4 separate regions of the Homo sapiens genome follow, and regions 1, 3 and 4 are each linked to region 2. A link is a loop called in an ENCODE intact Hi-C map of the cell type or tissue named here. Cell type or tissue: dorsolateral prefrontal cortex. All regions are shown on one strand.

Region 1 (8,000 bases), 250 kb before region 2:
TCTCCTGCTGGAACCCAGAGGAGGTTCCAGCAGCCTCAGCACCACCTGACACTGGTAAGAAATGCAGATGATCAGGCCTTACCCCAGACCTATTGAATCAGAAATTCTGGAGTGGTGCCCTGCAGCTTGCATTTTAACCAGCCTTCAGGTGCTTCTGATGCATGCTCAGGTTTGAGCACCACTGGCCACAGGGAGGCCTAGGCAATTCAGCCTTCCTCTGGTTGAATAGCTGGAGAATTGGGAATATCAGTAAATACTTCCAATGCACCTGCTACATGCCAGAAAAAGGAAACAAGAAGACGCAGTAGGTCTGAGAAAGTGATGGGGTGAGCAGAAACCCAAAGCTTATAGAAGGCCATCTGAGTGGCCCCTCAAGCCGGTGAATTGGCTTTAGGGTTTACTGAAGGAGGTGGAAACCTCAGCCTGCTTCTCGTCCGGGTTGTTAGAGGAGTCATTTAGAAAGCTGTACCATTCTTTCAATATTCTCACGGCTTTCCAGTGCTCATTTTTCCTGCTCATTTATGGATTAAAAAAAATGCCTTGGCTGTATGTGTAAGAAAACAACAATGCAAGTTTGTAGAGAAAGAATCTGGGCCTTACAGGTCACGTTGGTTTAAAATTTAGACATCAAGCAGCTTAGAGACCATGTTGCCAAATAAGCTTAGTAAATGCTTTCTAATGCTTACGGAACTGTGGCGCTTTGTGCTTGCCATAGTATATATAATTAGACAAATGAGAGAACACAAAGGTTGAACCCCTTCCCTCTCTTAATTTTTGTTTTTTACAAGCAGATTTAAAATTCTGGCTCATAATGTCCTTGATTCAATGTTAAACCATTTTGCCTAAATGGCAGCATGTTCTAAATGTGAGCGCGCTCAGCTTTTCAAGCTGCTCCCGAGTGACAGAAATTGACAAGCTGTCATTCAAGACCTTTCGGTGGCTGCCTGGGGCTCTGTTTGAATTGTATCTGTCTGATACTTTACCATGGAGAGTGAAAAATTTGATCACATGCCATGCTTTTAATTTTCTAAAGCAAATATGTTGGAAGGAGCCAATTAATGCAAAGATGGACTGCTGGTCTCATGCAACTGATTTAGGGGAAGGGTTCGCCTAAATTAATAAAAGATCTGAATTATAGATCTTAACAAATACATAGAATGTAAAGGCTTAAAAGGAAACTGAGCAGCAGCAGGCCTGGGGTTGGCTTTTAAGTATCTATATTTAACTAATAGACATGAATGTTTTGATTTGATATTAGAAATGCTAGTGCTGGAGTCTCTGAGCCTACTCTGGCTCGAGAGGATGCCCTATCTAAAAAACAAAAAACAAAAAAAAAAAAGAAAAAAGAAAAAAAGAAATGCTGGTATTGTAATTCTAAAGTGCTTCAGAAATTCTCAAAAATAGGCCAGGCATGGTGGCTCATGGCTGTATACCAGCACTTTGGGAGGCCAAGGTGGGCAAATCACTTGCAGTCAGGAGTTTGAGACCAGCCTGGTCAACATGGTGAAACCCCATCTCTACTAAAAATACAGAAATTAGCCAGGCATGGTGGCAGCACCTGTAATCCCAGCTACTTGGGAGGCTGAGGCAGGAGAATCGCTAGAACCTGGGAGGTGGAGGTTGCAGTGAGCCAAGACCGCACCACTGCACTCCAGCCTGGGCAACAGAGTGAGACTCTATCTCAAAAAAAAAAAAAAAAAGTTCTCAAAAGTATTTTGAACTTCCTCACCTTTGTCCTATTTTGGAAGGAGGGGGTCTACATTGAAGAGATCATACAGAAATAAATTAATTGTTACAAAAGGAATGGAATGTCTATACTTCTTACCCTATTGAGTTACATTAACTGCATCTTCAACTTAATTTAAAGTGCTCCTCAACCTAAAATATCGTCATGTGTCTTTAAAAATGCATATTACTAAATCTATTTTTTTTTCAGTCTATCATCCACACTGCAGCAAGGTGATTCTGCCAAAACATATCTCCTTAAAAGCCAACTGGAGCTTCTCATCAGCATCAATGTGAAGCCAAAAATCCTTAGGAGGACAGAGGGAGTCCCTCACAACCTAGACTGGTCCCCTTCCCTCCAGCTGCCTCAACTGTCCACAGGACTCTCTTCCCACCTGCGGCCACACTGTGCAACCTGGAATTTCCCCACCTGGGCGGACTCATCACGTCATCACCAATTGGATGCATCTTCTGCTCTGTGCAGCTGGTGAAATCTTTCTCAACCCTTGAGATGCAGCCCAATCTTCTCCTAACATCTGGATTCCTCTCTGTCACTGCATTCCCTCCTGTCATCCTGCCTTTGTTTTCTTGCCCTCCTTTCTCTCCCGGGTGATAGGCATTAACTAAAATTAAATAAAAATTCAGATCATCCTTGCACTTGCTGCATTTCAAATGCTTGGCAGTCACATGTAGTTAGTGGCTACCCTCTTGGACAGCACAGATAGAGATTATTTCCATCACTGCAGAAAATTCTAGACTTTGAGCTTCTTGAGGACAGGGGCTTGATCATTCGACACTGCTTTACAGTGTCTAGCAGTGTCTACCCTGTGGCAGGGGCTCAGGAAATTTTTCCTGAACCGAACCTAACTGAACTGATGTGGGTTTGTCATCAGGGTGTACCTGCTGTTAAAGGAGGTTACGACCTCTGATGCTGGGGTGGCCAGAGGGGATGGGAGTGGGTCTGGCACTCTGAGGAAAGGGGGTGAAACCAGCTGAGAAGTCATCTTTTACCTGCTGGCATGGCCCCAGCCAGGGTTCTGTTGCTATGGGAGAATGGGTGAGTAGGGATGGATTACACCACCCTGGATCTAGAGGACAACCTGGCTTGAGGGGCATGGGGGACGCTGGAAGTCAGGGTAAGAAGCTTGGACTTCATTCTACTGGCATGGAGAGCCCCTGGAAACTACTGAGCAGTAGAGGGATAGGCTAAGCTTATAGGAGGAGCCAAAATTATTACTGTAGCTCCTTAGATCTTAGATCCTGTGACTTAGGAAAGGCAATAGGAGCCCCTGAGCATTCTGGGTCCTTTGTACATTTGGGAGAACAGAGGCCCGGAGTGGGAAATCGTCCTCCTGGGCAGCACAAACATGGCTGCTCCATTCCTATTCAGAAGCCTCGTTTCCTGATTAAGGCTCTGGCATCTGTGGTGTTTCATTGTTCATTATTCATGAATAGACTTGGCCCTGTTCAAAACTAAAGCTTCAATGCTGCAAATGAGGGCTGCAGAGAGGATGTTGGGGAACTCGTCTGTTTGGCTTCAAAACTGCCCCCTTTCCTCTGGAAAAATCCTCTCTAGAATACCGTGCCAAGGCCTGGTGAGTGAGAAATGAGTTTTCATGATGTATCAAAAGAAAAATGCTTCTTTTAAGAAAACGTCTTTATAAATGGCAGCAGATGGGGAAGAATCTAAAAGAAAGAGCAACGCTTGCAGGTTGAAAGCATTACCTCCAGATATGGAGACGTTAGGACTAAGGGAAGGTCAGAGATGGGCCCACGAGGCCAGGTTTCAATGGACTTACCATTTCCTTCTTCGTGCATCCACTGATGGACACACGTAGGCACACGCACCAACAGCCTCCCATGTGGACAGTCCAGGGTGCCCAGAACCCTTCCAGCAAGACTTTGATTTCTGTTTCGAAGGATTTCTTGAGGCCCCTCTGTAGAGCTGCTTGTCTTCTTCATAACCGGTGCCTGGGTCAGAGCAGGTGGGGTGAGCTGCACTCACAGCTGGGAGGTGAGTCTGTGATCTCATTGTGCAGTGGCCCTGCCAGGTTGCTCTTTCTAAAACCTTGGGTATTGCAAATTCTGCTTCTTAGGGACCGCTTGGTCCCCCAGTCCTCCCCCTGCTGACTCCCTTCCTGATGAAGCCACCAGCATGGCTCTCAGGGTAGTGCTGTCTTCCTTCTCTAGAACAGCCACGTGGCCCCAGGGCTGGCACTTACTGGTCACCGTGGTTACAGACGCCTCTTCTAGGCTGTGAACTGTCACAGGAGTGGGTCCACTTCGGCCGACACTTCCTCAGGGGTATTAAGTAGCTGGGGGTCCCCCTGAGTCTCCATCACCCTCTTACCCATTCTCCACCCCCTCCCCCACCACACATACACTCTACTCCCCCAGTGCTGAATAACTTGCCAAAGCACTGTGCTGGCACTGGGGCATGGTAAAGAAGACGGGGCCTCTGCCCTAGGGAGGAGGTGATGAGGGCAGGAATAGCAGCACAGAGGGTGAGAGGCAGAGACAATGGCACTGAGTGGGGGCACGAGGATGGAAGAGGAGCATGCTAGATGGGACGATGGGACCCAGCACTGACCAAATAGAAGCTTGTGGGTGGCACATCAGTCACTCCAGGGACATATGTGGTCACTGCCATTTTCCTAATGAAACTCCTCCAGTTATTAAACAAAGGCCCAGAGTCACAGACTTAAGGACCAGAAGTGGGATTTGAACCCAAGTCCCCCAGATGACAGGGCTCCCACGTGCTTCTCTAGGTCACATGAGCCCACGCTGGAGGGGAGGAGGGGTGTTTCAAGAAGAGGGGAGATGTGGGCAAAGAAAGGCACAGAGACCGTAAGCAGACAGGTGTGTTCCAGAAAATGCAAGTTATTTGGCACTGGGGGAGCAGAATGTATATGTGGTGGGGGAGGGGTGGAAAATGGGTGAGAGGGTGGTGGAGACTCAGTGGGATCCCCAGCTACTTAATTCCCCAACAGGGAAAGAGCCTAGAAACTCCCTCCACCTCCCGCAAAGCAGTGGGGAAGTTGCGGCCACACTGTTTTCGGTCCGCTCATTCCCTCTGCAGTCTGGCTGCTCAGGGGGATGGAGGAGGATGGGGCTTGCAGGCAGGCACAGCCGGTTTGGAAGGTGTCCTGGCTCCAGCACTCAACTTGTGGCATGACACTCAGGGGAGTCACCCTTTCTGGCCCTCAGTTTTCTCCTCTGTAAAATAAGGAAATTCGACAAAAATAAGTTATCACCAATTTATTCACCACCACGTGTCCTTTTAATTCCATCTGCCCCAGGACTGCAGTGGGGAGTCTTTCTTTGCCGATGGACTTCGAAAATCATCACCCCCCGCATTTTTTGTGGTTAACCACAGCTAGCCAGGAACTCAGGGCTTCTCATCAGCAGAGGCCTCTGCCTCTCCAGTATCCAGGGCCGAATGGATTTTGGGTCAAGGCCTCCCTCCCGCAGCCAGGAGGCCCTGGCTTTATGGAATATCGCTTGGAGTCCAGGGAGTCAGCATGGGGACCCCGACAGCTTTCCCATGCCCCAGGCTCCTGGGCCTTTCTGGGGGACCCCTCTGGACCTTGGGCATTAACAAGGTTCATATTTGGAAGGTGCTTTGAGGGGGCTTATAGGTATTTGGAGTTTACTTTTTAAACTATTTGTATTGGAAAAATAACGTGTGCACAAGGGAACAACCCAAATACAGAAGAATATTAAAATCCCCAAGCCCCCAGCCCCCTCCCATGCTACTCTATCCCAAAGTCAGCTCTGCCGGCTCACCCAACCCTGGGTGCCTCTGCCCAGGGTGGGGGTGGAGGTTTGAGGGTTCGGGATGAGGGCTGGACGAAGGGCCTCCTCTCAGGTCCTTGGACACGAGCTGTGCCCATCTGCTCAGTGTGGACCCAGGACTACTGCCCACAGGCCTGGTGCTGCCTGGGCACCCAGACCCACCTCCAGGGTCGCCCTCAGCCCTCCTGATGACTCTCGGACTCGCATCTGTCCCAACGGATGCACCAAAGATTCTCCAGTGGGAAATCAAATTTTTGATAACAAGTGTTTTGAAATAATCACGCACTTGGTGAAAAATCAAAAGAGGGGAAAACCCCTTTCCCATCTGAGACCGCTCCACCCTCGCCAGTTACGAGCTGCCGAGCCGCTTCCTAGGCTCTCTGCGAATACGGACACGCATGCCACCCACAACAACTTTTTAAAAGAATCAGACGTGTGAAGGATTCTATTCGAATTACTTCTGCTCTCTGCTTTTATCACTTCACTGTGGGTCTGGGCGCGGGCTTTCTGCCAGCTCCGCGGACGCTGCCTTCGTCCGGCCGCAGAGGCCCCGCGGTCAGGGTCCCGCGTGCGGGGTACCGGGGGCAGAACCAGCGCGTGACCGGGGTCCGCGGTGCCGCAACGCCCCGGGTCTGCGCAGAGGCCCCTGCAGTCCCTGCCCGGCCCAGTCCGAGCTTCCCGGGCGGGCCCCCAGTCCGGCGATTTGCAGGAACTTTCCCCGGCGCTCCCACGCGAAGCCGCCGCAGGGCCCCCTTGCAAAGTTCCATTAGTTTGAAGGACGCGAATCTCAGCGAGAGAACCTGCGGAAAGCGAATATGTGGGGCGCGCAGACGGGGAAACTGAGTCCCGCGAGAGGGCCGGCCTGTGCGCTGCCCCGCCCGCGCCCCGCCAGCACCGCCGTGCCCGGGCGCGCCCGCCCTGCCCCCTCCGCGGGCGGTCCCGGTCCAGCCGCCCGCCCTCCCTCCCGCCATCCGGCCAGCCCCCATCCCGGGCGCCGTGCCCGTCCCCAAGGCGGCTCGTCACCGCTGCGAGGCCAATGGGCTGGGCCGCGCGGCCGCGCGCACTCGCACCCGCTGCCCCCGAGGCCCTCCTGCACTCTCCCCGGCGCCGCTCTCCGGCCCTCGCCCTGTCCGCCGCCACCGCCGCCGCCGCCAGAGTCGCCATGCAGATCCCGCGCGCCGCTCTTCTCCCGCTGCTGCTGCTGCTGCTGGCGGCGCCCGCCTCGGCGCAGCTGTCCCGGGCCGGCCGCTCGGCGCCTTTGGCCGCCGGGTGCCCAGACCGCTGCGAGCCGGCGCGCTGCCCGCCGCAGCCGGAGCACTGCGAGGGCGGCCGGGCCCGGGACGCGTGCGGCTGCTGCGAGGTGTGCGGCGCGCCCGAGGGCGCCGCGTGCGGCCTGCAGGAGGGCCCGTGCGGCGAGGGGCTGCAGTGCGTGGTGCCCTTCGGGGTGCCAGCCTCGGCCACGGTGCGGCGGCGCGCGCAGGCCGGCCTCTGTGTGTGCGCCAGCAGCGAGCCGGTGTGCGGCAGCGACGCCAACACCTACGCCAACCTGTGCCAGCTGCGCGCCGCCAGCCGCCGCTCCGAGAGGCTGCACCGGCCGCCGGTCATCGTCCTGCAGCGCGGAGCCTGCGGCCAAGGTACTCCGCCGCGCTCCTGGGCAGCTCCCCACTCTCTCCATCCCAGCTCGGACCTGCTTCTGCGGGACTGGTGGGCAGGTTGAGGGGCAGCGAAGCGTTGTGGGGTGGCCAGGGCAACTCTCGGGGACAGGCAGGTGGGCCCCGGGGTGGCGGATTTCCGCGGGCTGCCTCGGAACCGAGCTTCGCGCCCAGCCCGGGGCCGGTTCTGCGCCCAGACGATGCCAGTACGCCCGGCCTGCACTCTGGGGCTCGAGACGCCGGGCGACCGGCCATGGAGTGCCCTGAGGGCAACCACACAGCGCGGGGACCCCAGGACAAATAAGAGGAATGGGGGCATAAAGGAAGGAGAGAAGTTCAGGACTGGGAATTGGCGCCTCGCAGAGCGGCTTCAGGACCACAAGAAGTCATTTCGGTTGCTTTTTCTTCTATTTACGTCCTCCGTCCCCTTTAAAATTCACTGCTTTGATCACGGGACCGCTCAGTGAAAACTGTATGTAACTCTTTTGGAAAGGAACAGTGTTTGCCGGCCCGCCCCGGAGTTTCTCCAAAAAGTCTACCCCGAGCAGGGAACGGTTTGGCACCGCTCTCGTTTCGGCGGCGTTGCTGCCTGTCTTGCTTTCCTCGTTTTGAGCCAGCCCTACAAAAATGAAAGTGGCTCCTTTTGAATAAGCTGAATCGGGCTTTGGATCACGAAATCTGCAGAGGCGGAGAAGGGACCGGGTTAGTGATGAGGAAGAAGTCTACCCCTCTGTTCCTACAGCCGCACACAGGACCTGTTCTGGCAGGGGAGACGGTGGTGATGGGGGAAGGAGTGGAATGGAGCAATGTCTAACTCTCTCGCGGGAC
Region 2 (8,000 bases):
GGATAGAGAATGTGGCTGGGAGGCAATCTGACCATGTCACTGCCACTGAAAAACCCACAAGACTGCTCAGTTTTCACAAGAGGAAGACTCAGTCAACTAAAATCTCTCTCACTGGCTTTCACTAGTCTCTTCAGCCTTAGCTCCTCATGCTTGATCAACGCCACACTATCCATCATTCTCAAAACAAGCGTCTGAGCTATTGTTCACAGTCCCCTCATGTGTTGAATAACTCTCTTATCCTTGGCAACTTGCTTGTCTCTCAGGACCCAGCTTAATTGTTGCTTCCTCTGAATGTCTCCTTGCAGAATAAATCACCCTTTGTCCATGTTCTCATAGCACTCTCTGCCTCATGCTATGGTGCTTTCTCACATAATGACTTGCTTGGTAAGTCAGATTTCTTGGTAAGTCTGTCTCTCCCTCTATTGAAAGAAGGTACCAACAGCATCTTATTCTTCTTTGGTGTGTGGTTGTCAGCATAGGGCATGGTGTAGGGCAGATGCTCAGTTTGCTAACTCAGTAAACAATTGTCCTGAGACCCTGTTCAAAGGTGTGGTTAAGAATGGCACTGGTGGGAATTGATATTGCCAAAACTCTATGGAAGGTAATTTGGCAATATGTATCAAAATTATAAATGTATTTGCCCTTTCACCCAGTTATGTGTACAAAATAAATTACTCCCAAGGTTGGTCAGTGTGACTTTGTTTGAGGTGACAAACCTCATGGCAAATTCAAATACCCATTAACCAGTAATTGGTCAGAGAATTCTAGTTAGCCATACAATGGAGTATAGGACTATAGGAGTCAAAAAGATCAAGGAAGGAAGACCTTTACTTATATGGAAATAACTCCAAGAAACATAATCAAATGCAAAAAGCAAGATGAAAACATATATAAATTCTAGAATACTCTTTTGTGTTGGGGAGGGAAAAAATAAGCATGTATATATTTGTATTTGCATAAAGAAACCAGAATAATACACAAAAAACTAGTAAGACAGTAGGTATTCAGCAGATGAAGAAGTGGTGGGAATGAGCCATTTCATGGTATACATGAAGATATTGTCTTGAATGTAGAACCACATGAATGTATTAGGTATTTGAAAACATAAATTTAAAAAGTAAGGAAGCAGCTCATGGAAAAAGATTGCCATGTTATCGCTGACAAACACAGGTCCTAAAACTCCTTTCCCTTACCAGAAATCCATGGTGGATATTAAGAGTTGGGCCAGTGTTCAGACCCATGTAGGCACTAAAATACAGAGGTACTTTTCCAGTTGACACAGGCAAATTCAGTTACCTGGACCATCTGTGAGCCTGGACATCAGCAGAGGGCCTCTGAGCAGTGAAGAAAATGCCTTTTGCAGTGCATTCATTGACTTTCCCATGTGTCCCACACTCAACTGCTAATTAAGTGACCTTGAGCAAGCCATACAACACCTGGCACATCATATGCATTCAACAAATATTTGTGGAACAATCGATGGGATTGTTGGACTCCAATTGATGGAATATCGTGTACCCATTAAAAATTGAGTCTAAAAAATTTTCTGTAATATGACATAATGGGATGCAAAAATAGGCAGAATATAAAACTTATATAGGGTATAATTTGGATGCTGTAAAAATACAAATATGCAAGAGGAAAAAAAGACCAAAAGGAAATACACAGTGATACTAAGGTTACTTCAGGCTATGGGCTTGTGGGGATATTCCAGGGCTGATGGTGCATCAGCAGCCTGGTCAACTCCAGATATTTAGATGGAAAAGTTATTGCCCTGCCACAGCAGGTACAGACAGGTAAAGGTGTCATTGTCAGGGTCCAGCTCCTCCAGACTTCAGAGAAAACGAGGGTGAGAAAGGATACACCTGGGCGGGGTGTCACCACAGCCATGAGGCTCTATACTGTGGGAAAGTCTGCTTTTCTCACACCTGGTTCCACAAACTTCTGCTTTTAGCTCACTTCCTTCTCTCCTTCTCTTTCATTGTCATTCCCAGGCTTTTTGCTTTTGTTTTCTTTTACAGATATTTCCCCTCAATTGTTTTTACATTAGGTTTTATTCTTGACTTTTACCTGGTTTTGTCCTGACTTGTATTCATAGACATCAATCTCATCTCCTGGTCCATTTTCAAATTCTCTTGAACTGCCTTTCACATCTGTCTTTCATCTTTTACTTCATGTTTTCTTTATTTCTTTGTCTTGTAGACTTTATCTTTTATACATATTTCATTTATTCTTAATATTTATAATTAATATTTGTACACACACACATACACACATATATATAAATATATATACACATATACATATATACTAATCATATGAGAGAGAGATTTATTATCTATTATTTATTTTAGGGAATTAGCTTACATGATTACAGAGGCTAGCAAGTGCAAAATCTGCAGGGTAGGCTGGCAGGCTAGAGGCCCAGGAAGAAGTCAGTGTTTCAGTTCAAGTCCAAAGGCCATCTGATGGCAGAATTGCTTCTTGCTCAGGAAAAGTCAGTCTTTTGTTCTATTCAGGCCTTTGTGAGGCTCATCCACACAATGCAAGGCAATTTGCTTTGCTCAAACTCCACCGATTTAAATGTTAATCTCATCCCAAAACACTGTCCCAGAAACATTCAGAATAATACATCATACCAAATACCTGGGCCCCATGGCCTAATCGAGTTGGCATATAAAATTAACCATGACACCTACTTATAGTTCATAGGTTTTTAATAATTTGTTTAAATGTATTATAGTTTTAAAATATCAGGCTTTTCGTTTCTATACATAATTTTACCCATTATTGAACTTTATATTAACAGATTCACATAGTATGTGTTCCTTTGTGTCTGCTTTGTGCCCCTTCTTATGAAAAAAAAGTTACAATTCTCTTACTGATATGCTTGTACATTCCTTTTTATTGTTGTTTAGCATGATGATGCTATGATTTATTTATCAGTCATCTGTTGCTTACAGTTGGGTGGTTTCCGATTTGGGGAGCATTCTTCTACATGTCTCCTTGGGATTACGTGCATGCTTTTCTCTACCAATTCACATTCCCACCAGTAGTGTATGAGAATCCCTGTGGATACTCATCTTGCCGATACAGGTAGATTGGTTATGGTATCTTGGATGGTTTTCATTTACATTTTTCTGGTTAGAAATAAAATTGAACACTTTTTCTATTGGCCATTGAGATTATTCTTTGTGAAATGTCTATTCAAGTCTTTTGCTCACTATTTTCTAGTTTTTGTTTTCTTATTGATATGTTAGATTTCTTTATATGTTCTTGATATAGGCCCTTTGTCAGTTAAATGTGTTGCATATACCCACTCCTACTCTGCAATTCACCTTTTTACTGTCTTTAAGGTGTCTTTTGATGAATGGAAGTCCTTATTTTTATACTAGCTGCACTCTAATTTATCAGCCTTTCCCTTTATGGTTAGTGCTTTCATGTCTTGTTTAAAAAATCATCTCCTACCTCATGATACTCTCACATATTATACACACACATATACACATACACATACACACACATAGATACACATACACACATGCAAATACATACACACAGACACATACACACAGAGAGATACACACACACATACACAAATGCATACATACACATACACATACATATACACACATATACACACACACACAAACACACACACAGACACATATACACACACATATACACATACATACACATACACACAGAGACACATAAACACACACACATACACATACACACACCCAGAGACACATACACACATTCACACAGTGATATTCTCCTATGTCACTCTCTAAAACCTTTGATATTTTTTTCTTTTGAAGTTTGTTAACGTCTTATCCTCATTTTATTAACTTTATTTTTCCACCTTATTTTCTTTTAAGCATATTTTGCAACTTATTTTTATAATGGCTATCAAAAAGTGTGACGGTGTGTGAATAAGTCATACACAAAACCCTGGGGACTCCTCACCCTCTGGCAGCTGCCCCTGCAGCCATCCCTGGGCTCTGGCTCCCTCTGGTGGATCTTGCAGAGGCTGGCTCTCCAAAGACCCATCGGCCATCTCCCTCTCTCCAAGGCTGAGTCTATGCAGGTAGCCGCCTTGAAGCGTGGAAATGGTGCTCCTTCTTAACATTGCATGAGATCCACACCTTGTATAAGGAGCTGTGCTCTTTAAAATCGTAGTCTCCTCTACAAAACCACCAGCTCAGGGCACACCACATTCTGGGAAGTGTCCTCTAGGTCAGTGCTTCTCAAACATTAATGTGCGTGTGAATCTCCTGGAGGTCTTGTGGAAATGCGGAGTCTGATTCTGCAGGTCTGGGCCAGGACCTGCACCTCTAACAAGTTCCCAAGAGAAGCAAAGTTGTGACTCTCTGTGTAGGTCACTCAATAAGAGGTGATCCTCAAAGCATGTCCCTGGGCCAGCGGTGGCAGCAGCAGCATCACCCAAGACATGCAGACTGTCAGGCCCCATACAGAACTACTGAGTCACAATCTGCATCTCAGCCAGTTCCCGGGTGAATGGCAGGCGTGGTAAAGTGTGAAAGGAATCTGGCCCGGGCAATGTTCTCATCTGCTGCCTGTGAAGGATCAGACAATGGACAGCCTGTGCAGAGCACCTGTGGACAGAATTCTATGGGTTCCACAGCAAAGTGCCTCAGACGTCCCGGTTTCCAGGCTGAGCCTTCACCCTTCTTGGCATGAAAGGGTCCTTTGATGCCTAGTTTCCTCAGTCTCCTTCCTTTCGGCACAAGGGTTGAGGAGACCTGGCTCAGTCAGCCTTGTTCCAAACCATTACCTAGGAATGGGGTCAGCTGTGCCTCTTTGAGGAGCCTCTTTTGAGAGGTTCACCCAGAAGAGTGAGACCCAGGAGCAGGAGAGGCCAATTCTCATTTAGCCCTCTGGGAGTGGTTTCAGCCACAATGAGGTGTCATAAGCTTGATCTTTGCTTCTTCTGTCTCTCTTAGGGGAGCAGATTATTAACTGGGGAAGTCAAAACCCTAAAAGGGTGATTTTCATCAAACTTCAGATTCTAGTCAACAATGCTGACATTCCTGCCCACATGTGTCTTTTATTTTCCCCCAGAATTTCTGCTGGGTTCTTTGCAGGCCCTACCAACAAGCACTTTCCCTCTGAGATGGAGTCTGTCCCAGTGGGGGCCAAGCAGATGAAAAACAGCATCAGGGCTCATGAGGAGAGATCTTCTCTAGCCTCCCTTGGCCAATTAAATGGAGATCATTGTCCAACACCATATTATCTTTCTGAAAGGAGACCTTGGGAATCCCCCTGTGGTTGCCTCTGCTGCTATTAAAATCCACTGAAGGGCATGAGGAATTCTTTTTTGAAGTACAGGAGGGCTTGGGTTCTTGAATTTGGAGAGGTAATATGGTAGGCGTTCATCTTCACGGTAAGGCCAATAGATGCACATTTTAAGAGCCAATAGGCTCGGCCAGGCACGGTGGCTCATGCCTGTAATCCCAGCATTTTGGTAGGCCGAGGCAGGTGGATCACGAGAACAGGAGATCGAGACCATCTTGACCAACATGTTGAAACCCCGTCTCTACTAAAATACAAAAAATTAGTCAGGCGTGGTGGCAGGCACCTGTAGTCCCAGCTACTCGGGAGGTTGAGGTAAGGGAGTCGCTTGAACCCCGGAGGTGGAGGTTGCAGTGAGCCGAGATCATGCCACTACACTCCAGCCTGGCAACAGAGCAAGACTCTGTCTCAAAGAAAAAAAAAAAAAGCTCCAAAAAATATGTCTCTAGATGCCTGAATTTTCTCTTTAGAAATGTGGTCAGTTGAGGGCACAGAATAAAACCCTGAGGTATTAGTTGACTTTTCTGATGGGTTTTGATGCCATGATCCTAATAAAGAGATACTAGAGTATGATGGTCAACAGCATGGGTATGAAGTCACTGGCGTGCTAGTAAATGTTAACAACCGGCTCTCTGAATGAAGTTGACAAATGTAGCAAATAAAAATACAGGGCATCTGTTAAATTTGAATTTCAGATATGTCTCATTTACTTATACAAAGAATTTTTCATTTTTATTGAAAATTCAAATTTAATTGGGTATCCTGTTATTATCAGGCAACCCTATTTCTGGGGGGGGATGTGAGCAGAGGGGTGCCTCTCGCTACTTGCCAGCTTACTATCTCTTTTTCTTTTTAACATTAATGCCTATGTCATTCTTTTCCTTCCAACTTTTATTTCAGATTCAGGGGGTATGTGTGGGTTTGTTATACGGATAAATTATGTGTCACAGGGGTTTGGTGTACAGATTATTTTATTGCCCAGGTAATAAGCATAGTATCCAATCAGTAGTGTTTTAATCCTCACTGTCCTCCCAGTAGGCCCTGGTGTCTATTGTTCCTTTCTTTGTGTCTGTTTGTACCCAATGCTTAGCTCCCACTTACAGGTGAAAACATGTGATATTTGGTTTTCTGTTCCTGCATTAATTCACATAGGAGAATGGGTTTATTCTTTTAGGTTGACTCCATGTCTTTGCTATTGTGAATAATGCTGTGACGGACATATGTAAGCATGTGTTTTTATCATAGAATGACATAGCTATATACTGAATCACGGGATTGTCAGGTCAAATGGTAATTTTGTTTTCAGTTCTTTGAGGAATCTCCAGACTGCTTTCCACAAAGGCTGAACTAGCTTACATTCCCACCAGCAGTGTACACAGCTTACTGTCTCTAGGGAGTCATGTAAACTGGGAAGCCTCTGTTTCATATGTACAACTAGGATAGTAATATGACCTGTCTTAGAGGGTAGTTGGGAAGATGAAGTGAGAAGTTACATTCATGGAAATGCTCAATAAAGAGCTTGAGGGTCCTGGATTGTGGCAAATACTAGTCTCTGAATATTCATTGCATCACTCCAATCGTCACAAACAAACATTTTGGTCCAAGAAAGGGTGGAGTCCACCATTGTCTCTACCCTCTCCAAGGAACTCTTGTTGAGTTCCTGCTCTCAAGTGGAATTTATTCTTGACAATCCTGTTGTGTCTTCTGACAAACTGGACGAGGTTTGTCTTAGCGTAGCCTTGTTTCTGGCAAGGCAGACAATATCTGCTTAGTCTCTTCGACAACTTTCATCTATCTAAAACATTCTAACCCCAAGGGGGCATTCGTCCTCCCTGGGGAGCTGGTGGGCTGGACTTGTAGTAGGTTTCTGGAGCCAGTGATGAGTCTAATAGGTTATTTTTATTTTAGGGACAGATTATTTATATCTAAGGACAAATATTTCTAACATTTTAAATTTCTTTTTGTAGTTTCATTGAGGTATAATTGATACAAAATAAATTACACATATTTAGATATAGAATCTGATGGGCTTTATGTATATAAACAACCATCCTCACAATAAGATAATGAATATATCCATCATCCTCCAAAGCTTTTTCATGCCCTTTGTAATCGCTCTCTCCCCTCACCTCTGTCCCACAACCACTGATCTGTTTTTTGTCACTATAGATTACTTTCCATTTTCTATAATTTTTAATAAATGGAATCACACAGTGTGTACTCCTTCTAAAAAATAAACTTTTTGATTTGGAATATTTTTAGATTAATCGACAAAGTACCCCACGCTATATATGTGGAGGCTGTGCATCGTCTCATCCCTCTGATGTAGGCTGTGCCTCCTCTGATCCTTCACAGGCAGCAGCTGAGGGCGTTGCCCAGGCCAGCTTCCTTTCACTCTGTACCACGCCTGCTATTCACTCGGGAACTTGTTGAGATGCAGATTGTGACTCAGTAGTTCTGGGTGGGGCCTGAGAGTCTGCATATCTTGGGTGATGCTGCTGCTGCCGCCACTGGTCCAAAGACATGATTTGAGGAGCACCTCTTATTGAGTGACCCACACAGAGAGTCGCAACTTTGTTTCTCTTGGGCCAGCAGCGTTGGGCTCATCTGGGAATTTGTTTGAGGTGCAGGTCCTAGCCCAGACCTGCAGAATCAGACTCTGCATTTCCACAGGATCTCCA
Region 3 (8,000 bases), 55 kb before region 2:
ATGCAATTCAGAATAAGTCTCATGAATGGTGCATGCAATGGGGTCGGAGTGAGGAGCAAAGGACATCAGGGCAGGGCGAAGGTGCCTGTGGGCACAGGCTCACTTCCCTCCTCTCCCTCCTGTTCCCTGCAGCTGCCGTAGTAGCTCACGTCCTGGGGGCCTCTTACCTGGGACTCTTGTAATCATTTCCCAGCTGGTCTAAAATGCCCAACTCTCTCCCCTCCCATTCATCTGGAGCCTCAGGCCAGATTTGTTCTCCCAAAGCCCAGTTCCCAGTTCCTGCTAAGAAAAACTTCCCTGACTCTCCTTGGCTGATAAACGTGAAATCTCTCTAGTCTGACAGTCAGCTGCCCATTGGGGTCTGGCCTCAGTTTCCCATTCAGCACTTCCTTCTCCAAGTTTTTTATCCTTTCCCACCAAACAGTTCTGATTGCCTTTACTATGCCCAGGGGGCCATGGCCTTTACTTGTCTTCCTCTCCTCCTCTGCCAGGCTCTGTCCTGGTGCCCTGTCTGTTATTGTGGTCTCCTCTCCTTCCCAGACGTGTTGGTGGCTGATGTGGAGGAGACAGCCAGCACCCAGGGGAGGTATCACAGCACTGCCATCTCTTCTGGGGTCTTCCTGGCTGTGGTTCTGGTTGTGGCAGCCTTCACCCTGGGGAGGAAGGCACACAGCACCAGTGGCCGGCCTCTGAGCTCCTAGATATGAAGCCCAGAGAAGGTGTTTAGATATTGGCTCTGCCAGCCCAGGCACCCGAGAGAGGATGGAAGAAACAAGGGTGCAGAGCTTGGCGCCCAGCAGCACCTGAACTCCATTTAGCTTGGCACAGGTGTATGGTGGGGTGGGTGGAGGTGGGGTGAAGAAAGATGGGGTGGGTAGAGGTGGGGTGAAGAAAGGTGGAGCGAGGTTTTCCCCAGATCCGAAGGCTCAGTGCTGGGTCAAAATGTCAAAGGTAAACAGGTGCTAACGTCTAAAGCCTCACCTGCAACTCTAAGCCAAACATTAGTAACAGCAGAGCTTTCTCTAGGTGGAATTTCTGAGCCTTTTTTTTTTTTTTTTTGAGACAGTGTCTTGCTTTGTTGCCCAGGCTTGAGTGCAGTGACACAATCTCAACTCACTGCAACCTCCGTCTCCTGGGTTCAAGCGATTCTTCTGCCTCAGCCTCCCTAGTAGCTAAGATTACAGACAGGCTAGACCATGCCCAGCTAAGTTTTGTATTTTTAGTAGAGACGGGGTTTCATCATGTTGGCCAGGCTGGTCTCAAACTCCTGACTTCAAGTGATCTGCCTGCCTAGGCCTCCCAAAGTGCCGGGATTACAGGTGTGAGCCACTGTACCCGGCCTCTTTTCTGACCTTTTATAAGCTCGCTTCTTAGGCCTGTAGCATAAATCTCAGCCTTTCCTTAGGGTAGAGCCAGCTGAATAAAGAACCTTTTTCAGAGTAAGTGTCAATTTGGCCACTGTTGCCTTCGTTTCTCCTAAGAACTAGATCCTTTCAAATTAAGCAGACAGGTGGGGTGGTTGTCATACAGAATGAGAAGGGGCAACTCGTGTGTCTTCCCAGTGTCCTTGGAGTGTTGGTTCTTCCCAAAGCAGGATATGCAGGATGCAGCCTGGAGAAAGACAAGAATGCTAAATGCATTGTAAGTTTCAGTGGCTGTGATTGAAAATTAAAGATGATTGCCTCCATTTCTCTAGGGATCTGCCTCTTTTGGTTTTTGACACTTCATCTCCAGAACTATGGGCTGGGGCGGTTCAGGGAAAGAAGCAAACTCCTTAGGGCCCTTAGGAAGGGAGTCCTGTTTGCATGAGGTCTCCAGAGAGAAGGAGATTGACAGGTGACCCAAGGAGCTCAGAAGAAACAAAGGGATGAGCTGGGTTCCAAGGAAGCAGTACATTTGCCTAGAAAATCAGAGAGATATCAGGCTCAGGGCTCCTAGGTCAGGCTTGGCAGGAATGGGAGCTTTTGTGTACTGCCCTGGCAATGCCAGTGTTTGCCCCATGAAGCCAATCTCAGGACCCCTGTCCCAAGAGGGGACAGCTAAGACAGCCTAACTCTGGATGTGTGAGTTGAGCTGCATGAGACCCCAGCAGGGCAATGGCTACAGGGGAAACCCCAGGACAAGGGGACAGAGAATTCCAGCAGAGACTTGGCCATAGCTGCCAGCTCTGACTAGGGCTGCCCAAGAGCTGCCCACCACCGGCAGCTGTGGTGAGACGCCATGAGCCTCCGTGGGATTCAGAGTGCGTCCTGAGCCCTACCAGGAGTCAGAGGAGCTAGGGGGCCCCAGGGACTGTCTCTTGTTGGTTTCCATTCTCCTTGCCATCACCCCCAACACTCACCCTTAACCTCCCAGGCTGGGGCAGTTAAGGAAAGCCTTAAGGGTTCCCCTGTGACCATGAGTCTGCCCTGAAAAGCAATGTCAATGCAGTGGAATGCAGGCACCAGCCCAGGACTGGATCTGAGCAGATGCAGAAGCAGCAGGAAGCTGGAGTGGTGTGCGGGTTTGAGGTACACATCAATCAGAGTAACAAAGTGGCAAGTCAGACATCCGAGAATTCAAAAAAGTTCAGAGGCTGGGAACCCAACATGGAATCCCAACTCCATCCATTCATTCGTTCGTTCATTCATTCATTCATTCATTCATTCGTTCATTCACTCATTCATGAATGTCTAAGTTGTACCCTGTGCTTGAGAAGGAGCAGTGGAGGCTGTGGGTCCCTGCTGTGAGGATGAGGGGGACCCTGGGGCTGGGGGCTCAGCAGGCTTGCCCTGAGTGGTCCCCATGAGCGCCAGCCCCAAGCCAGGCTCTGTACTTGAACCTGTGGATACAAAGAGGGGTCATGCAGGGGTCACCATTATAAGGGGAAATTTATTTCCACAGGAAACATTTCCACCTCCTGAAGTGTCCCCTCTCCTTAAAAATAGCCCCAGTAGCCAGTGCTTCTTCACAGATAACCACCACAGTGTTAGCCACTTGGCAGCCTCTCAAGGAAGGAGGTAATGGCCCCTTTATCAGCAGGGCCCAGCCAGGAGAGTGGCTAGTAGGGACAGATGAGTTTGGTAGCAAGAGGCAGTGAGGTCCAGGTGAAAGGTAGAGCAGAAGACAGGGCCACCGGTGACAGGGGCTCTGGACTAAAGCTGTCAGAGTGTGACTGAGGGTCCAGTCACAGGGGACACAGAGAAGTGGGCTTGCTTGGGAGCAGGGACCCATCCTCCCCATCCACACCACATCTCCACACTCAGGGAGGATTGGGCTGACACCAAGTGGCTGTGATTCCCAGCAACTGAGACTGTGGTTTGAGGCAAGGGTGCTCAACTCTACTGCACGTGAGAATGGCCCGGGGGCTTTTGAACCTGCTGCTGCCAGGCTGCACCCAAGCCAGTTAGATCAGAATCTAATCAGAGGGTAGGCCTGGACATTGGTGACCCACCAGACTCAGGTTGTTCCAAGATTGAGAGCTGCTGGTTTAGGACTCCTTAAATCCCTCTGAGAGAGTCCAGGTTGTGCCCTGTGCTTAAGAAGGAGCAGTGGAGACTATGGGTCCCTGCTGTGAGGATGAGGGGGACCCTGGTGCGGGGTTCTCAGCAGGCTTGCCCTGAGTGTTCCTGAAAGATCTACTTTCCAAGTCCCAAAAGACCGTATCAAAATCCCACTGACCTAAAGTGCCTCATTTCTGCTGATTCATATTTGCCCCAGCCTCTGCCATCCATAAGAACATGCCATGGAGGAAACACTGATTAAGCATCTTCTGCCAGCCTGGCACCTTGGACATAATCCTCTAATCCTCCATGTGGCCAGGTATTATTCTCACCTGGCAGGGATGGAAACTGAGGCTGAGAGAGGCAAGTCAGCACAGAACTGCACAGGATTCAGGTAGCGAGTGGCAGAGTTGGGGTCTGAGTCGGGGTCACTGACTTCTGGTCCTAGGTTCCCTCCTCCCTGTTCCATCATCCCCAAGGCACCAGGAGCCCAGGAGCCCAGGAGGCCTGGCCTCACATTGAGTTTGCACAGAGAACTGCATCAGACACACTCCTGTCTGCAGCTCCTATGTAAGATGTGGTACCAGGTGCAAAAGGAGGGCTTAAAGGAGGGTTGTGATGTCTACACCACACCCACACCCCAGCTGGCCCCACGGGACTACTCACTTGACCTGTGGTGGCTCCTCCAAGTTCTCCGCACCTCCAGTACCTGCTCATAGCCCGGTGATCCTGCTCCAGGCTCCACCTTCAGCAGAGTGACTGACAACCAGGGGCCAAGAGAACACAAGGCCGGGCCACATGGCACCTGTTTTGAGCTGTCTCCTGTGACCTTGTAGGGACAGAGGCTGCCCTCCAGCCCCTTCGAACCACAGCATCTCACCATCCTCCTGTTATCCCACCTGCCAGTGCCAGAGGGCGCTGCAGAACAACCTTGGAGCTATTTTATTCCTGAAGAACTTGTTACTGTGTTTACTGTGAGTGCCCGTGGTTGTCCATTACAGGAAGGGGTTCCACAGTTTTCAGCTCTAATAAAGGACTCCTGTGAAAGCCTGTCCTGGCTCCTTTCCATTACTTTAAGGGGACAGAATCCGATCTACTGTCTGACAACAGAGTGGATGGTAGCTCCCCTTTCTGCCTGGTCCCTACCACAGGCTGAAGGTGGCATTCAGCAGCCCCTTGAGATCTTGTCCCCTCCAGCCCTGTTCCTGGCATCCAAATCCCTGCAGTGGCTAGTAAGGGGTTCTGCCCTGGGCAGGGGCTCTATCCTCTGCAGGTTTGATGGCACCTGAATGGCTTCTGGTGTGTGGGAATCAGGGACAGCCCCAGCCAATGGTCGTTTCCTGTAGGGGATGAAACTTTGACCTCAGCATCTCTTCCCATTGCCTGTGTTGGCTGGAGTACTTAGTGTCCCGAGTGCTTGGCAAGGCCACTCAGGTGTGCACTGACTGGAGGGAGAAGGTCCTCTCGGGAAACCTGTGTCTGTGAAATGCTGCATTTTCAGAAATCATACAAGCTGGATGTTATGTGGCCATTATTAAAAATTAAATTGTAGAGTCTTACAATTAAATAAATATTATATTAAAAATAAAAATATTAAATACCAAAACTCAGCACTTTCTGGTTATTTGACTCCATTTTACTATTACCTGTGCCCAAGGATATTTACATCACGTTGTGTCTGTCTGCTGGAAATACTGTCCCCCGCGGAGTGACTGCCCAGCTCTCCCAGCTCCACATGCAATGGCGTCTTATTGCTGGCATAAAATGGCCATGGGGGGAGGATTCACACCATGGAAATCACGCTACAAAGGAAGCTTCCACCTTCCCAGAGCCTGTTGTTAAAGATTTCACAATGCCCCACTGCCTACAGCTCACCCAGAAAGGGGCAAATACACTAGGAGAGCTTGGAAAAAGGCTTCATTGGCCTGCCACCATGTTCAAGTTTCCTTCATTGGCATTAAATTTTTTTGGAAAGCGTCTGTGTTTTAGCAAGTGTGGAATCCAAAGCTACCTCGGCAGGGAGATGCCTTGGGAAGCTCCCACAGGCTCTGATGAAAGCAGTGGTTGTGGCACCTGGCCTACTCTTGGCCCCTGGGGAAGGGAAAGCTGTCCAGGTACAGGTTAGGGGCAGGCCAAAGACGGGAAGCCAGGTGGTGGAGGCTATGGGATGGCACACGTCAGAGTCCTGCCTCATCTCCCTCTGCCTGAGTCCAGCACCAAATTCCCTCTCCTGCTCCTCTTAGCCATGAGGACGTCTGATATCCCTCAGCTCCATCTTTGGATATCTGGCCTGAGCCAACCTTCAGGTGACAGTTCTGTTTTCCCTGGAACTCTATACCTATAAGTGCCTGGGAGCCCATATGGTTTGTCCAAGCTTCGAAATGAGGAACAGCATCCCTGCTGAATCAGAGACAAAGATTTGTTTCTGTAACAGCATCTTCCAAGAGGCTTAAGCTCCAAGATTAAGTGATGGAGTCATGTGGGGGCACTGATGACTCCAAGGGCTTGGCCTGGGACAACTGCTCAGGACAAAGGAGAAGCCAAGGCAGAGTGAGGCCACCATGCTGGGTAATGACTCATCTGATTGAGATCTAAGATTTGTACAGAGCTAGCAGGGAACATAGAGGAGTGAACGCTTTCAAAATCTGCTCCATCCTCATTCACAGCCTGCTGGGGAGCTCTCTATGGTCAAGGAGGCTTGGAATGGGTGCACAGCCACCCAGGCTTTCCTGTGTTCTGATGAGTTAGAATCTCTCCTCAACCAACCCACCTCCACCCCATGCACCACTGCAGATTTCTACATATGGGACTACAGGTGGCAAAGATGGGGAGTCTGCTTCTTGATACCTGTCTTCTCCCAAGTATGTAAATACTGGAGGGTTGAGTGTTGGCCTGGGGTGCCTAGGCATAGTGCCAAGCTCAGACTTTTGTATTGGAGGGGTGGGTGGGGGTGGAAAATTATGAAGAAACTCACAGGGAACACAGGATCAGTAACTTCTCAGGATAGAGACCCACAGTGACTGTCCCAGCTTGTCACCTTCTCCCAGAGGGATGCCTTCTGTGTGCTGTGAGGAGAGCAGAAGAGTTGGGGAGGGGGTATCAGGAAGCTACTGGAACTCTTAAATCTTTGTGGAAGCCTCACTGGTTAAGTTTGGTCAGGATGTGGTTGGCTCCCATTGTGTCAGGATGGCTGCCTAGTTAATAAAATTGCTGTCTCTTCTTCCTTTCTCTGATCACCGGATTTTCCTTTAAATTACATGCAGAATTTTGGTAGGGGAAACAATTCAGTACTATTTTCCTGGGACTTTGGTTAATAAAATCTCTGTCTCTTCTCCCTTCCTCTGATCACTGGATTTTCCTTTAAATTACACCCAGAACTTTGGTAGGGGAACCAATTCAGTACTATTTTCCTGGGACTTTTCCAGTTTTAGCACTGAAAATCTCAAGTTCTGGAACCCTTCGATCCCAGACAAGCCAGAATGGCTGGTCACTCTAGAGCCTCTGGACAAGGCTACAGGGAAGAGGAGGTCCAGATGCTATAACAATCATCAAACACAGAAGACTGGAAACCCTTTAGCAATGAAATTTAGACTTTCACTTTTTTAGTCTCTTTTCAATTCAGTTTGAATAATTCCTTTTAGCATTTCTTGTAGGGAAGGTCTAGTGGTTATGAACTGATGAACTCCCTTGGTTATGGTTAGTCTGGGAAAGTCTTTATATTTCCTTCGTTTACAAAGGACAGTTTTCCTGTCTAAAGTATTCTTGGTTGACTGACTTTTTGTCTTTTAGTATTTTGAATATATCATTATCCCAGTCTCTCCTGGCCTGCAAAGTTTCCGCTGAGAAGTTAACTCATAGACTTAAGGGGAGCTCCTTTGTATATGATAAGTTGCTTTTCTTGTCGCTCTCAAAATTCTCTCTTCGACTACTGAAAATTTAATTATATTGTGTCTCATTGTAAACCTTTTAGGATTCAACCTATTGGGAACCTTTGATCTTCATGAATCTGGATGTCCATTTCTCTGCCTAGATATCAGAAATTTTCAATTATGATTTTCTTAAATATGTTTTTCTCCCTTTTCTGTCTCTTTTCTGCATCTGGAATTCTCAGAATATGTACATTGGTTTACTTGATGGTATCACGTAAATCCCAGTCTTTTCCCCCTATTTTTCATCTTTCTTCTTTTTGTTTATCTAACCAGATGATTTCAAATAACCTGTTTGAGTTCACTGATTCTTTCTTCTGCTAATCAAGCTTACTATTGAAGATCTCTTGAGTTTTTCAGCTCAGTCATTGTATTCTTCAGCTGTAGGATTTCTGCTTGTTTCTTTTTTATGGTTTCTATTTTTTAAATGAACTTATAATTTTTTTCATTGTTGTTTCATAGATTTCATGTAGTACTAAATCTGTTCTTTTCAGTGAACTTCAAGACAATTATTTGAATTATTTGTCAAGTAGTTAATGGATTTCCACTTCTTTAGAGCTGGTTACTGGAGCCTTATTAGTTTCCTTTGATG
Region 4 (8,000 bases), 420 kb before region 2:
AGTCTAAGGTTTACATCCATGCTGGGTATCGTCCTTCTTTTTTATGTAAATTGCTGAATTTCCCCTGGAGCCTCAAGAAAATGTCTAAGACTGAGCAGTTCTGCTCCTGGGCATATAACCAAAAGAATAAAAAGACAGGTGTTCAAAAAAAAACTTGCCCATGAATATTCACAGCACTCTTCACAATAGCCAAAAGGTATAAAAAACCCAAGTGTCCATCAACTGATGAAGGAATAAGCAAAATGTGGAATATTTACACAGTGGAATATTATTCAGCCTTAAAAGAATGAAGTACCAATACATGGATGAACCTTGAAAACATTATGTTATGTGAAAGATGCCATCCACAAAAGGCCACATATTGTGTGATTCCACTTGTATGCAATACCCAGAACAGGTGAAAACATAAAGTCAGAACATAGGGGCTAATCTGAGAAAGCAGGTTAGTGGTTGTCCCGGGCTGGGGACATGGGAACAGGGAGTGACAATTTAATGGGTATGGAATTTCTTTTGGGGATAATGAAAATGTTCTGGAATTAGGTAGTGGTATTGGTTGCATAACGTTGTAAATGTTCTAAATGCCACCAAATTGTACACTGTAAAATAGATACAATTTTATGTTTTGTATATTTTACCACCATTAAAAAAATTCCTTGCCCAAGATCTCCACAGTTTAATATCTCTTTGTATGACAAGTTAGGATACGTACTCAAAGGACAGTACTTAAAGCCTAATACTATCCCTGCCTGTGGATTCTTCAGAGAGCTACCTGCAAAAAACAGTCTTTCTCCTTGACCTCTTACCCTCTGACACCTCTTGTCCTAGATCCTAAATTCCAAATTACTTTGTAGCTTGAGATCCTTGGTCTATGGAATACAGTGTCTTTGCCTTGAGTTGTCTTGTGAGAAATATTAGCCATGTTCAAAAATTAACCAGCACTGTAAAATTTGTCTTGATTTCCTTCTTGCTATACAATTTGGAAAATCTGGCATTTATGTGAAGTTAGAAAAAAAGATGTCTTCTCTTTCTTTGATTACCAAGCAGCACAAAGCTCGGCTGGAACGCCGGGTCACTGGCTCAACCAACCGGTGGCGTTTGCCCAAACAGCCTTTCTCTGGGGACCTGCTCTCACTTTCCCAGATGTGCAAGGCTCTGAGCATAGACTTTGAGGAAGCTTTGAGGAACCCAGACAGGTATGGAGACTCAAAGGTTTGTGGGAGGGAATGGCCCATTATTCCTGGGAGGGGAGGTGCCTGATGACCGGGCCACTCTGATTGGCTGCAGTGGCTGTCAAGGGCACATCTGCAAGGAAGGCTCCCTCTGGAGCCAGCTCTCAGGCATGGACAGGGTCATAAGTGACTACTACCTCTGAGAATGTGGGTGGTTACAAAAGTGCAGAGAAAGATTGAATTTTTTTTTTTTTTTTTTTACAATTTTTCTTCCCAGTGGGAACTTTGAACCCAAACAGGATTCTGAGTTTATTATCCAGGGACCAACTGATTTTTTGACAAACAAAACTTAGTTAGTCCTGGCTCAGTGTTTAGACAGCTTGTAAATGTCCATTTTCACCCAATGAATTGATCCTCTCTCAATCTCATGGCATTCCGAGCAGTAGGCTAGACCCACTTCTCCATGTGATGAGTTCTCTCTTGCCTCTCCTGGAAACACAGAGCTGGACCCTTGCCTTAGTCTGTTTGTGTTGCTATAAGGAAATACCTAAGGATCAGAAATTTATAAAGAAAAAAGGTTTATTTGGCTCAAGGTTCTGCAGGCTGTACAAGAAGCATGGCGCCAGCATCTGCTCAGCTTCTGGTGAGGGCCTCAGTCTGCTTGTACTCATGGTGGAAGGCAAAGAGGAGCCGAGTGTGCAGAGATCACATGGCAAGCGAGGAAGCAAGAGAGAGGAGAGAGGGGAGGTCCCAGGCTCTTGTTGACAACCGGCTCTTGTGGGAACTAAGAGAGTAAGAACCCACCCCTGAGGGATGGTATTAATCTATTCATGAGGGATCTGCCCTTATGACCAAAATGCCTCCCATTAGGCCCCACCTCCAACATTGGGGATCAAATTTCTACACGAGGTTTGGAGGAAACAAACATGTAATTTGTAGCAACCCTATTGCAGAAGGTACACCTCATTTCCCTGGTGCCATGGACCTGGCTTGATGCCGTTACCATCCTTAGGCTGGCAGCATCAGTCTTGTGAGCTCACAGCCAAATCAAAGTGAGCATGGACTGTACTCCTGGGACAGCACCTGGCACAGAAGAACTGCCTGCTCAATCTTTCTTCAGCGAGTAGCCAAATCTTCCCTCTCTAGAGCCACTGGCCAACACTTTTCCGTTGCCGAGTTCCTTAGTGCCAGGGCTCGGCCAGGGATGCAGGTGCTGGAGCTAGGCCTAGGAACAGAGGCAAAATGATCCCAAAAGCTGATGAGAGGGTCTGGGCAGCAAGAACTAAATCTCTGTGAGTCACTGAGCTAAACTGGAGGCAGTGGCCTGAGGGGTGGGGTGTTGAAATGGCATTTGGTGCTGGGCATTTGGACTGTTAAAAGCAGTCTATCAATGGGGCTGGAATCTCCACTTCTTCACTTACTAATTCTGTGACCTTTAGTCAGTGGCTAACCCTCTTTGGGCCTCAGTTTCCTCATCTTTCAAATGGTTATAGAGCACCTTCTTCAAGATGAAGAGTCATCTTGAGGATTAAATGAAGCCATATATTGAAAATGCTTTGCACTGTTTCTGGCAAATAGTAGATGCTTAGTAAACAGAACTATTTTCTTTATTGCCTGGGCAGCATTTTAGTAATTAATCCCGGTGATTTCATCTTGGGGTGTCTCAGCTCTGTGCTCTGCCAGTCAACACCCCCTTTATTTCACTCTGCCTCCTTGCACCTTCCCCAGTTCCTTCCTCCAGGACAACACCTTCCTCCAGCACAACAGGGGCAGAGGAGCCGGTCTTCTGGGGAGAAGCTTTTACACATCTGGCCCTCTCCTTTGTGATATTGGGAAGCTGCATGTCCAGAGGCAGCAGATACTCTCAGGTGTTCTGGGTATGTCTACTGCCACGCATCTGGTGCTCAGCTGATTCAGGATTGGTTCTGCCAGGGCACTTGGGCTCTGTTCCATGAGCCTCTTGTCCTCCTCCTGAGATAGTGGGCTAGCCTGGGCACATGCTTATCATGGTGACAGCAGAGGGCATGAGGGTAAGCCCAGGAGCTCATGTGTCTTTCAAATCTTCCACCATTTCACATTCACTAGGCCCCATGAACTGAGGCAAGTCACGTGGCCAAACTCCCAGTCAAGGGACAGAAAACACACTCCGTCTCCTTATGGAGAGAAACTTTGCAGTATGGAGGCAAAAGGTTTGGACAGAGGGAGGGATGAAGAATTGAAGTCACTGGTGCAGTCTACTGAGTATGGGAGAAACTGATGTTCTGTAATAAACACAAACTTGTCTGGGCATGGTGGCTCATACTTGTCATCCTAGTGCTTTGGGAGGTCTAGGTGGGAGGATTGCTTGAGGCTAGGAATTTGAGACCAGCATGGGGCAACATGGTGAGACCCTGTCTTTACAAAAAATTTTAAAATTAGCCAGGTATGCTGGCTTGAACCTGTAGTACCAGCTGCTTGGGAGACTGAGGTGGGAGGATCACTTGAGCCAAGGAGATTGAGGCTGCATGCAGTGACCTATGATTGTGCCGTTTCACTCCAGCCTGGGAGACAGAGGGAGATTTGTCTCTAAAAATAAAAAAGAGACAGAGAAAGAGAAACACACACACACACACACACACACACACACACACATCTTTTCTTTGTGTTCACAATAGGAATTTGTTCCATGTGATTGTGAGTAACTTCTTAGAAAGAATAAAGGGTGTGTATAACATGAAGGGCTTATTCCTGGTAATTCTTGTGAACCTTCAGGCATCAGGCAACTCTCAGGTGGCAAACTCCACTGTCAGTAAGGGCCTGGAATGCCCCATGCAACATACGTTATATCCCCCAAAGCACTACATGGCTGTTTCTGCCCCACCTGGCAAGCTGTGTTCATGTCATGGATGGTGTCATTGCTGCTTTTCCCACCTGGGGGTGCTGTCTGCTTGGACAGGAGCTGGACCAGTCTATTTCTTGAGTTACGGAAAGGGTCATTCATGATGGAAAGCTGAGGGAACAGGCTCCCAGCTTCTCGTCTATTTCGGGTATGTAATTGTGCCCAGCTGGCCAACACTTCCTTCTGCCGTGTCTGGGTTTTCATGACGCAGGGAGTTCCTGGTCAGCCACTCAGAGGTGCTGATCTTCAGGCTGCTGATCGTCTTACCTTGGTCCTTTTGCAGGCTCTGGGGCACCGAGTGTGGGAGAGGAGGCTGAGAGGAGGAAATGTTAACTTCCTTGCGAGTACTCTAATCTTTTTGTGCCTTAGTTTATGTGCAAATCACGGATACTGTCTTACAGGGTTGTGTGAGAATTATATGACATGATTCATGTAAGGAGCTTAGAAAAGTGTCTGGCACATATACGCTCAATGCACATGTGTCAAGCATGTCCCTGGGGTCCACAGGCGTGTATGGATGCGTGCTGTCATGGAAACCCAGAGATCCAGCACGGGAGGTGTGTCTCAGGCCAGACTGGGGAGGGGGCACCCCCACGAAGGCTCAGGGGGTTGTGGCCCTAGGAAAGACCCAGAGCCCTCCTTGTCCCCAGCTGGTGAGGCTGCCTAGTGGTTTTCTCCCTTTCTGCCCGCAATGCCAAGTCCATTCAAGGGTGGGAGGAGGTCATGCTTAAGAGGTAAGAATGGGAAGAAGGGACCCCTATATTTTTATATTATATTATATTATATTATATTGTATTATATTATATTATTTTATTTTATTTATTTTTAACCAGAGAGTAGTTCTGGGATAGTGGGACTAGAGAACAATGACCCACGTTAACCTAAATAACAAACAGAGAGGAGAGGAAGACTCTCTAAAAGAGGCTGATGTTTATTCTGGAACAGGCATTGCAATGCAATACCAGTGCCACTGTAAACTACGTGTATATTCAGGGATGTAAAGGAAAACAAAGGTTTTTTTGTTTTGTTTTGAAACAAGTCTTGCTTTGTTGTCCAGGCTGGAGTGTAGTAGTGCAATCACAGCTCACTGCAGCCTCAGCCTCCCAGACTCAATTGATCCTCCCGCTTCAGCCTCCCAAGTAGCTGGGACCACAGACATGGCCACCACATGCTGAATTTTTTATTTAATGTTTTGTAGAGATGGGGTCTCTCTATGTTGCCCAGGCTGGTCTCAAACTCCCGGGCTCAAGTGATGCTCCTGCCTCAGCCTCCCAAAGTATTGGGATTACAGGCATGAGCCACCGTGCCTGGCAAGACAAAGGTTTTTAAAGGAAAAGTGAGGAGGATTACATCATTGCTCTGAGATAATTATCCCTGGCTACAAGGATCCATAACAAGGGCGACACCAGTTTGAGTTGCAAGGCAGATGTCCTCGCAGTACTTTTTTTGTGTGTGAGGTTGTGATGGCCTTTGTGTGTGGCTGTAGGTTTTGCAGAGTCTTTTGTGATAGTTCTTATTATCAGGCATTCATGTGTGAGAACTCTCCCTTCCTGGCCTTCCCCACCTCTATTTGTTGGGTGGATTTTTTTGTTTTGTTTTTTTAAAGAGATTTAGAGATGAGGTCTCGCGCAGTTGCCCAGGCTAGAAGGCAATGGCTATTCACAGGCATGATCACAGCTCACTGCAGCCTCAAACTCCTGGGCTAAAGCGGTCCTCCTCCCTCACCCTTGCATGTAGCTGGGACTATAGGAGCATGATACCATGCCAGGCTCCATCAGGGTATTTAACACATCATAACTCCATTTTTATGTTGATACCTTTCACAGAGACAATGAAAGAGAGAATGCTAACTGAAGGCATGTCCTTGCAAGTTATTCCAAACATTCACTCTTTCACTCCTCCCTTCCTCTGGGACCAAGAAGCAGAAAATGGAAGGACTGGGGTCCAGCCCCAGGTCTATGTAACTCTTCCTAGTTAATCAAATTGGCATTTTGCCCTTTGGATAGTTTGCTCCAGGAAGTCCGTATGTCCATGAGAAACTTACTTCCTCTTCTTCCCCTTCTGCCTTTCTCCATCATGGTCATGACTTGGGGGCGTGAGCTCCAGCCTAACAGCACGTTCCCAGCATCCCCGCACCAAGCATTGCAATGGGACCACTGAGTCCCAAACAGTGAGACAACTCACAGATGCCATGTGTTCCGTTCACTTTTCCAGTGATCCTAAAATGAACCACAGCCCTTGGGAACAGCAGAGCCTACATGACGAATGGTATATCTTGACAAGCAGCCCTCACACCCAGGAGAAGGCAGTGTGCTCACCTCTGTTTCCCGGCATCCCTTGGCTCAGCCGATGACACTGATGTTTGTGAGAGTAGTTGAGTTCATGGACCTTGCGCCATATTTTCCAAAGTCTGTGGCTCCATTTTGGGATCACGGTCTGAACTCTTGACTCTGGCCAGCTCTTTCCAGACGTGTCACCCAAGCCACGAGGGGGATCGAGGGAGGAAGCGAGGGTGGCTTGGGTCAGATCTCCACTGCTCCTGTTGAATAAGCAAGTCCAGCTCCCACTGCCTGCCTTAGGCTGAGTCATTGGCAGCCATCCTCCCCCCTTGGAAAGGGCAGCACGTAGTTGGCAATATTCTGGACACGGGCTCCCACCCATGCTTCCTGCATGCACCCTGACCCATGGGGTCTCCTGGGATTGTTGGAGACAGCGTGGTGAAGTTGACACTGCATGACACAGAGCAGCTGTGGTCACAAATGTCTCTTGGCTGGCTGGCTTTCTGGGATGACTGTCTTTAAGCTGCGAATATGTGACTCAAATTTTGTTTCACTTCCTGGCTTAACACGATGAGTCCATGGTGTTTATCTATGTGGTCATGGATTCATTAATGAATATTGCTGAGCACCTGCATGATGGCTTGTGCCAGGGTCATAGCAGTAAACACATGCCGTATCTGTCTTGCAGAGGATACACAAGTAAACAGGCAGCCACAAGACACTCCAGAAGGAGTTTTAAGGGGAAAATCCCAGGACGGGCAGGGGTAAAGCCACTGGCCCAGCATCCCCAGAGAAAGCGGCAATGAAGTTTATTCTGAAGAATGAGTAGGAGCTTAGCAAGGGGAAAGGCGAGGAGGAGAGCATTTGGGAGAGGGAGCAGTGCATGCAAGAGATGAAAGCAGCAGTTGGCAGGTCCAGGTGCAGGCTGCTGAGAAGGGCTGGAGTGGGGACCGTTGAGGGACCAGGCTGCAGAAATATGCAGGAGCTGGTTAGCCGTGCTAAGGAGTTTGGGCTTTCCCCCAAGAGCAATGGGGAAACACTGGAGGATTCTCAGCAGGAGAGAGACAAGACCAAATTTGCATTTTGTGGGAGGCAGGCCTCCGAGCAGAGCAGGGCCGGAGGCTGGGAGACTTTGGCAGTGACTGGAGGGAGATCACAGGGGCTTAGACGAAGGCTATAGCAAGAACAGCAAAGAGAGATGGACAAATTCGAAAGATCTAGGCAAGTGATGAGATGTAACAACACTCAGCATGCTGGCTTGGGCAACTGCAGGCTGGTGGTGCCATTTCCTGAAATGAGAATCCGAGTGAGCAGGGTAGGATTTGGGGTAGATGCTAGGTTTAGTTTTTGGACACACTGAGAATGGGACCTGTATGACCTCTAAAGAAAAATGTTGGTGAGTTCACATCCCAGAAATGAGCAGAACCCTCTATTCTTTTCTCCCAGCAGATATTTACTGAGTGTCTACTATATGCTAGATAATGTTTTAGACACTGAATAAGGTGTCATTCAGGCAGCCAATTATGGCCTGAAATATCTCCTCGGTAAGGCCTACCCACAAACTGAACACAGCAATCACATTATGAGCCAGCTATCAGAAAGCCTACAGTTTTTCAGATCGGCAAATGGTGACCTGAGGAAACTCTTCCAAAGGGCGAGATATGATTAGCTTGA

The links. Hi-C counts contacts between places; a loop is a spot of excess contacts. Peaks named below come from ENCODE experiments on the same cell type or tissue, not always from the same donor. Only the 100,000 strongest peaks of a DNase experiment are listed, where the experiment ranks them.
Region 1: a loop joins it to region 2, with 2.8 times the contacts of the local background. A loop is called at or near these places in 4 of 110 quality-filtered maps.
Region 3: it touches region 2 in a loop (9-fold over the local background); 71 of 110 quality-filtered maps call a loop at or near these places.
Region 4: it touches region 2 in a loop (4-fold over the local background); 50 of 110 quality-filtered maps call a loop at or near these places.

Annotation. Positions count from the first base shown.
Region 1 is chr10:122,454,971-122,462,970 of GRCh38, forward strand. It overlaps ARMS2 (age-related maculopathy susceptibility 2), which reads left to right. Exons shown (of 2, transcript NM_001099667.3): 1 at 1-54; 2 at 1,937-2,382. The coding sequence ends at 1,963. HTRA1 (HtrA serine peptidase 1) reads left to right here and starts at 6,583. Exons shown (of 9, transcript NM_002775.5): 1 at 6,583-7,154. The coding sequence starts at 6,683. HTRA1-AS1 (HTRA1 and ARMS2 antisense RNA 1) reads right to left here and starts at 6,435. Exons shown (of 3, transcript XR_946382.3): 1 at 5,979-6,435; 2 at 3,525-4,941. In dorsolateral prefrontal cortex, no CTCF peak of the experiment used is centred here; DNase peaks (open chromatin) are centred at 3,201, 3,931, 6,571, 7,741 and 4 weaker places; H3K4me3 peaks cover 2,867 bases; H3K27ac peaks cover 5,733 bases.
Region 2 is chr10:122,700,007-122,708,006 of GRCh38, forward strand. No RefSeq gene overlaps it. Among named protein-coding and RNA genes, the nearest start is that of C10orf120, 4.2 kb to the left of the region's middle. In dorsolateral prefrontal cortex, a CTCF peak has its summit at 4,015 (motif pointing left); DNase peaks (open chromatin) are centred at 2,460 and 4,035; H3K27ac peaks cover 1,009 bases.
Region 3 is chr10:122,644,512-122,652,511 of GRCh38, forward strand. No RefSeq gene overlaps it. Among named protein-coding and RNA genes, the nearest start is that of SPADH, 24 kb to the right of the region's middle. RefSeq lists an enhancer at 2,822-3,116. In dorsolateral prefrontal cortex, CTCF peaks have their summits at 4,396 and 4,605; a DNase peak (open chromatin) is centred at 4,390; H3K27me3 peaks cover 489 bases.
Region 4 is chr10:122,275,747-122,283,746 of GRCh38, forward strand. BTBD16 (BTB domain containing 16) reads left to right here. Exons shown (of 16, transcript NM_144587.5): 3 at 1,045-1,193. Among named protein-coding and RNA genes, the nearest start is that of BTBD16, 8.5 kb to the left of the region's middle. In dorsolateral prefrontal cortex, a CTCF peak has its summit at 4,086 (motif pointing right); a DNase peak (open chromatin) is centred at 4,075; H3K4me3 peaks cover 393 bases; H3K27ac peaks cover 1,126 bases.